3 separate regions of the Homo sapiens genome follow, and regions 2 and 3 are each linked to region 1. A link is an interaction called in ENCODE POLR2A ChIA-PET data of the cell type or tissue named here. Cell type or tissue: A673. All regions are shown on one strand. Region 1 overlaps SLC39A13 (solute carrier family 39 member 13). Region 2 overlaps MADD (MAP kinase activating death domain). Region 3 overlaps CELF1 (CUGBP Elav-like family member 1).

Region 1 (2,500 bases):
AGCAGCTGCTTCTGCTCTGTGCGGGCATCGTGGTAATGGTGCTGTTCTCGCTCTTCGTGGATTAACTTTCCCTGATGCCGACGCCCCTGCCCCCTGCAGCAATAAGATGCTCGGATTCACTCTGTGACCGCATATGTGAGAGGCAGAGAGGGCGAGTGGCTGCGAGAGAGAATGAGCCTCCCGCCAGACAGGAGGGAGGTGCGTGTGGATGTATGTGGTGTGCACATGTGGCCAGAGGTGTGTGCGCGAGACCGACACTGTGATCCCTGTGCTGGGTCCGGGGCCCAGTGTAGCGCCTGTCCCCAGCCATGCTGTGGTTACCTCTCCTTGCCGCCCTGTCACCTTCACCTCCCGGAGTAAGCAGCGAGGAAGAGCAGCACTGGTCCCAAGCAGAGGCCTTGCCCTGCTGGGACCCCGGGAGTGAGAGCAGCCCAAGGATCCAGGGTGCAGGGAACTCCAGAGCTGCCCACCTCCCACTGCCCCCTCAGCACACACACAGTCCCCAGGCGGCCTAGGGGCCAAGGCTGGGGCGGCTTTGGTCCCTTTTCCTGGCCCTTCCTTCCCCACTTCTAAGCCAAAGAAAGGAGAGGCAGGTGCTCCTGTACCCCAGCCCCACTCAGCACTGACAGTCCCCAGCTCCTAGTAGTGAGCTGGGAGGCGCTTCCTAAGACCCTTTCCTCAGGGCTGCCCTGGGAGCTCATTCCTGGCCAACACGCCCTGGCAGCACCAGCAGCTCTTGCCACCTCCAGCTGCCAAACAGCAGCCTGCCGGGCAGGGAGCAGCCCCAGGCCAGAGAGGCCTCCCGGTCCAGCTCAGGGATGCTCCTGCCAGCACAGGGGCCAGGGACTCCTGGAGCAGGCACATAGTGAGCCCGGGCAGCCCTGCCCAGCTCAGGCCCCTTTCCTTCCCCATTGAGGTTGGGGTAGGTGGGGGCGGTGAGGGCTCCACGTTGTCAGCGCTCAGGAATGTGCTCCGGCAGAGTGCTGAAGCCATAATCCCCAACCATTTCCCTTGGCTGACGCCCAGGTACTCAGCTGGCCCACTCCACAGCCAGGCCTGGCCCTGCCCTTCACCGTGGATGTTTTCAGAAGTGGCCATCGAGAGGTCTGGATGGTTTTATAGCAACTTTGCTGTGATTCCGTTTGTATCTGTAAATATTTGTTCTATAGATAAGATACAAATAAATATTATCCACATACTGGCTGCCTTGGTTCTGCACGGCCTTCCATGGCCAGGCAGGGCCTTCCTTACTGCCACTGCCAGGCCCTTGTCTCTGAACTGTCACCCCAGTGCATCTCTGAACGTTCCATGTCTTCCTGGCTTAACTTTTTATTCCAATGACTGAGCACCTATATGAGCCTGGCCGTATGCCATTTTAGCCCCTCACCACCACAAACTCCAGGACGCTGTCCTTATCTTTTTTTTTTTTTTGAGACAGAGTCTCACTCTGTCACCCACACTGGAGTGCAGTGGTGCGGTCTTGGCTCACTGCAACCTCCGCCTCCTGGGTTCAAGCAATTCTCCTGCCTCAACCTCCCAAGTAGCTGGGATTTACAGGTGTGTGCCACCACGCCTGGCTTTTTTTTAAAAGTAGAGATAGGGTTTTGCCATATTGGCCAGGCTGGTCTTGAACTCCTGACCTTGTGATCTGCCCGCCTCAGCCTCCCAAAGTGCTGGGCTTACAGGTGTGAGCCACCGCACCCAGTTAGTGCTGTCCTTATAGACCTGAAAGCTGGAGCATTTTCCCCACCTGCCCCCCATTCCACCTTGACTGAAAATGTTATCAGGGAAGGGAGCTCCAGCCACAAAGTCATCTCTAGGTTTGGCCTCAGTGAAATTAAGCTCTCATTCGCTTAAAAAAGAAAGGCCGGATGTGGTGGCTCACGCCTGTAATGCCAGAACTTTGGGAGGCCAAGGTAGGGGGATCGCGAGGTCAGCAGTTCGAGACCAGCCTGGCCAATAAGGTGAAACCCTGTCTCTACTAAAGATACAAAAATTAGCCAGGCGCGGTGGCACGTGCCTGTAATCTCACCTACTCAGGAAGCTGAGGCAGAATTGCTTGAACCCAGAGGCGGAGGCTGTAGTGAGCTGAGATCACACCACTGCACTCCAGCCCGGGTGACAGAGCAAGACTCCATCTCAAAAATAAATAAATAAAAAAGAAAGAGAAAAGAAGAAAAAAGAATATGGGACCCTTATTCAAAACCACACACCCTCCCTTCTGAATGTGTGGAGTATAAGAACACCAGGCGCAGGGCGCCCCTTCCCCAGTCCTGTCAAGAGAATGGGGGTGGGGGTGTCCAGTCCACCTCTTCCCTCCCAGGACCACCGTCAATAGCCCACTGGCTGGGATCTGCAGTCTGGGCAGTGTCATGGAGCGTGGGAGAGGTGGGTGTGAAACCCCAGTGATGTCCTTAGCTGGGAGTGCTTGGCTGTCAGTATTTCTATCAGCAAAACATTTTAAAACAACATAGTATTTGCTTCACCTAGCTGCAACACA
Region 2 (2,500 bases), 120 kb before region 1:
GGCAGGGAGCTCTAACAGCTTGGTATTTCTGGGGCCCATCCCTGGGGACTGTCTCTTACTACCTTTTTTCCTTTCCAGGTGAGTAATAGCTCTGGAGAGACCCTTGGAGCTGACAGTGACTTGAGCAGCAATGCAGGTGATGGACCAGGTGGCGAGGGCAGTGTTCACCTGGCAAGCTCTCGGGGCACTTTGTCTGATAGTGAAATTGAGACCAACTCTGCCACAAGCACCATCTTTGTAAGCTTTGTTTATTAACAAAAGAAAACCATTTCTTTAATGGGGGAGGGAAGCAGGCAAGAAAAGAATGAAAGTTAAGAGACGCTAAAGAGGTAAAGGTTAAATAAGGAAGAGGTAATCTTCTTATATTTGGCTTTAAGGAAAACATTTCTTAAGGCTTTGTTCAGAGTCATTTGACTCACAATCTGGGGCTTTTAGAACCCTCTCCTGAATCATTGATGAGTTAGGCTCCGTGCCCAGTCACGTAAGGGCTTTGAATCCTATGTAGTATTAACCCCCAGGTTTAACACAGGCAAAGTAATACCTTTGTGGCAATGTCAGGACAATTACAGCTCTCGTTTAGTACCAGTCTGCCTATTTCTATGGACTATCCAGTTTTATTTTGGTCACTGCTCTATTTATAAATAAAATAGCATTTTATTTTAGTATATTCCTAACAGTTATTTGAAGTTTTCATTCATTAATAAACATCCATGAAGTGATTTACTAAGTGCCAGATTTTGTGCTAAAGAAACAGGGATGAAAAAGGCATGGTTTCTACTCAAGAAGTTTGTGATTCACTATATTGCTGTGAGTAGTCTCTTCTAATAGGTGAGGGGAACAATGCCTTAGGAAAAAAGAACTTCCCTAGATCACACAGTAAGCCCATGATCAGCTGGAAGGAGATGAATTCTTTTTAGTCCTTGCCGTAGACATCTGTTTTTTGTTGTTTTTTTTTTTTTTTTTTTTTACACAGGGTCTCACTCTGTTGCCCAGGCTGGAGTGTAGTGGCACAGTCACTGCTCAACTGCTCACTGCAGCTTTGACCTGTTAGGCTCAAGTGATCCTCCCACCTCAGCCTCCCAAGTAGCTGGGACTGCAGGCATACACCACCATGCCTGGCTAATTTTTTAGTTTTTTGTAGAGATGGGGTTTCCCTCTGTTGTCTAGGCCAGTCTCAAACTCCTGGGTTAAGTGAGCCTCCTGCCTTGGCCTCTTAAAGTGGCATGAGCCACTGTGCCCAGCCTCTGCTTTTTAATGTGTATGTGCCTCTATAGGCTGTGTTAAAACACTGATAGACTTGTTACTTTATTAAACAGAGATGAGAATGGATGTTCTCTACAAGAGCTTATACGCATAGGTCCTTATCTTTAAGGCCTATGGGGAGAAAGGAAGATAAAAGTTAAATGAAACCAACTATTTAAAACTGGTTATCATTCCCACCCCCAGAGCCTTCTGTATGTGTGTTTTTAATAGAGTCAGTGACCTCCCAGAGTGGAGATTGGGAATAGGACTGAGAGGCTACTCAAGTTAATGGGCCTTAACTCTCTCTCAGTCTGAACAGACTGATTGGCTGATTGAGTGATTGATTTTTCTTTTGTGCTGACAGTTTATTAGGGGTTTTCTTTTCTTTTCTTTTTTTTTTTTTTGAGATGGAGTCTCGCTGTGTCACCCAGGCTGGAGTGCAGTGGTGCGATCTCGGCTCACGGCAAGCTCCGCCTCCTGGGTTCACACTCTTCTCTTGCCTCAGCCTCCCAAGTAGCTGGGACTACGGGTGCCCGCCACCACGCCCAGCTAATTTTTTGTATTTTTAGTGGAGATGGGGTTTCACCATGTTAGCCAGGACGGTCTTGATCTCCTGACTTCGTGATCTGCTCGCCTTGGCCTACCAAAGTGCTGGGATTACAGGCGTGAGCCACTGCTCCCGGCCAAGGGTTTTCAATAATGTTTTCTTTTCTTTTCTTTCTTTCTTTCTTTTTTTTTTTTTTTTTGAGATAGAATCTTGCTCTGTCGCCCAGGCTGGAGTGCAGTGGCGCGATCTCTGCTCACTGCAATCTCCACCTCCCAGGTTCACACCATTCTCCTTCCTCAGCCTCCCGAGTAGCTGGGACTACAGGCGCCCACCACCATGCCCGGCTAATTTTTTGTATTTTTAGGAGAGATGGGGTTTCACCGTGTTAGCCAGGATGGTATCAATCTCCTGACCTTGTGATCTGCCCACCTCGGCCTCCCAAAATGCTGGGATTACAGGCATGAGCCACCGCGCCCGGCCTTCTTTACATATTAGTTCAACCTTCACCACAAAATCTAACCATGGATCGTAAAAATTAAATTGGCAACGGGGCTAGCCTGCTATACTTCCTGTTTACTTTTAGATGCTTTTCAAACCAATAAGGATGACATTTGTGGTGGAAGGAGCCAGAGTAATAGGAAAATTACTTCTCTTCGCTTAGAAGAAAATCCTCCACCTTGAGCATCTTCTGAACTTTTTACTATAAGACAT
Region 3 (2,500 bases), 74 kb after region 1:
AAGGATTAAACTAAGGACTAGAATGCTGGCCTTTGAATGTAGCTGACTCATGTATAATCATAATGCTCGAGTTAGGTCTCCAGACCAAAACAGAGCTCCACCTCTTATATTTCCAGATGATTGTGCGATGAACATAAACAATGTTACCATCATTTTAGATTTTCTGTTTCTGAGTTATCCAATTTACTGCTATTACTCTAAGACCAGTTAAGATTCCCTTACTGAGGGCAACCATTTTAACGATCCCAAGTTTCTCTAGTCCTATCACATTGTACTTGTAATTCTCCTATTTCAGTTTTATTACCTTTAGAACCTGAAGGATAATCAGCTATTTTAATACCTTCATTCCTATCTTGCCACTGTAAACAACCTAGGTGAATTCTTACACTATAGATGTTTCCACTCAGAACATACCATCTTGTTTTTTTTTTTTTTTTTTTTGAGACGGAATTTCACTCTTGTTGCCCAGGCTGGAGTGTAATGGCCTGATCTCAGCTCATGGCAATCTCCACTTCCCAGGTTCAAGAGATTCTCCTGCCTCAGCCTCCCAAGTGGCTGGGATTACAGGTGTCTGCTACCATGCCCAGCTAATTTTTGTATTTTTAGTAGAGACGGGCTTTCACCATGTTGGCCAGGCTAGTCTCGAACTGACCTCAGGTGATCCACCCGCCTCGGCCTCCTAAAGTGCTGGGATTACAGGTGTGAGCCACCACGCCTGGCCTCATACCATCTACTTCAAAGTCCTTCGTCCTATTTGTTTCTAAATTTAACTCTGAACATTTATCTAAACCATTAATAACTTAAATTCCCAATATCTAGCACTATTAGCTTTTCTGTTAGTATCTGCTTAATCTAAAAATCATATACAAAAATTGCCACGTTCTAATATCCAATCCCAAACAACATGCTAGTTTTTTTTTTTTTTTTTTGAGGCTGACTTTCACTCTTATTGCCCAGGCTGGAGTGCAATGGCATGATCTCAGCTCTCTGCAACCTCCTCCTCCCAGGTTCAAGCAATTCTCCTGCCTCAGCCTCCCAAGTAGCTAGGATTGAAGGCATGCACCACCATGCGTGGTTAATTTTGTATTTTTAGTAGAGATGGGGTTTCACCATATTGGTCAGGCTGGTCTCAAACTCCTGACCTCAGGTGATCTGCCCACCTCGGTCTCCCAAAGTGCTGGATTACAGGCGTGAAGCACTGCACCCAGCCAATGTGCTAGTTCTCTTTAAACAACAACAAAAAAATCATTTTTCCACCATTGCTATCTTCTGAATAGTGTCTGAAGATCCTTAAGAATGCTGAATCTATGAAAGTAGCTCACCTTCTTTTAATTACTATATATTTTCTTTCTTTTTTTTTTTTTTGAAATGGAGTCTCGCTCTGTCGCCCGGGCTGGAGTGCAATGGTGCCATCTCGGCTCACTGCAACCTCTGCCTCCTAGGTTCAAGTGATTTTCCTGCCTTAGCCTCCCAAGTAGCTGGGATTACAGGCGCGTGTCACCATGCCCAGCTAATTTTTGTATTTTTAGTAGAGATGGGGCTTTGCCATGTTGGCCAGGCTGGTCACAAACTCCTGACCTCAGGTGATCTGCCTGCCTCAGCCTTCCAAAAGTGCTGGGATTACAGGGATGAGCCACCGTGCCCAGCCTATTTCTTTATTTTTTATTTGAGACAGATTCTCTCTGTTGCCCAGGCTGGAGTGCAGTGGCGTAATCTCAGCTCACTGCAACCTCCACCTCCCAGGTTCAAGTGATTCTCATGCCTCAGCCTCCTGAGTAGCTGGGATTACAGGTATGCGCCACCATGCCTGGCTAATTTTTGTATTTTTAGTAGAGCTGGGGTTTAGCCATGTTGGCCAGGCTGGTCTTGAACTGAGCTCAAGTGATCCACCTGCCTTGGCCTCCCAAGTGCTGGGATTACAGGCCTGAGCCACCGCACCCAGCCTTGAATCTTTTATAATTCAACACTTACAGGGGTTATTCTCACATCACCTTTGATGACTCTAGCACTATCTAAATTCAAAAGCTGTAAGACAAATGGAATATAGACCAATTCCTAACCCTATATCTGTGAAGGCTCCCCATATTCTTCCAGGTTAACTAATCAGCTACAATCCTAGGACTCCAACAGTACTAAATTTCCACCTTCGTTGTGGAAATTTTAGCATTAAAATTATGCTTAACACCTTTGAACATAATCGGGCTGTATCCACCTCTTCCCAATTAAACTGACAGCTCCTTGCAGGCAGAAACCATTTTATTTCCTGTTCATTCTTGTAAACACACTGGGTATAGTATCCGGTTCAAAGTAAGCACTCAAATGTGTGAAAGGAGAAATTCCTTAAGTTTCAACAGTCCCCATTTAACCAATTAGCTCTGATAAAATGAGTGCTATGCACAAAAACAGCACCCAAATTTAAGAGCAGCTATTATCTCCTATGATTATTTAATTGCCACAGGATTAATACGCCTTTTTCTTTTAAAGACATGGTCTCGCTCTG

What was found. ChIA-PET counts read pairs that join two places held together with the same protein. Peaks named below come from ENCODE experiments on the same cell type or tissue, not always from the same donor. Only the 100,000 strongest peaks of a DNase experiment are listed, where the experiment ranks them.
Region 2: POLR2A ChIA-PET joins it to region 1 with 6 read pairs; 5 of 35 experiments call an interaction of 5 or more read pairs at or near these places.
Region 3: POLR2A ChIA-PET joins it to region 1 with 5 read pairs; 4 of 35 experiments call an interaction of 5 or more read pairs at or near these places.

Annotation. Positions count from the first base shown.
Region 1 is chr11:47,415,299-47,417,798 of GRCh38, forward strand. SLC39A13 (solute carrier family 39 member 13) reads left to right here. Exons shown (of 10, transcript NM_001128225.3): 10 at 1-1,198. The coding sequence ends at 65. Among named protein-coding and RNA genes, the nearest start is that of SLC39A13-AS1, 7.3 kb to the left of the region's middle. In A673, no CTCF peak of the experiment used is centred here; a DNase peak (open chromatin) is centred at 973; H3K27ac peaks cover 2,089 bases.
Region 2 is chr11:47,295,819-47,298,318 of GRCh38, forward strand. It overlaps MADD (MAP kinase activating death domain), which reads left to right. Exons shown (of 37, transcript NM_001376571.1): 24 at 79-237. Among named protein-coding and RNA genes, the nearest start is that of MADD-AS1, 25 kb to the left of the region's middle. In A673, no CTCF peak of the experiment used is centred here; no DNase peak of the experiment used is centred here.
Region 3 is chr11:47,489,515-47,492,014 of GRCh38, forward strand. The region is part of intron 3 of CELF1 (CUGBP Elav-like family member 1); the gene reads right to left. Among named protein-coding and RNA genes, the nearest start is that of RAPSN, 42 kb to the left of the region's middle. In A673, no CTCF peak of the experiment used is centred here; no DNase peak of the experiment used is centred here; H3K27ac peaks cover 740 bases.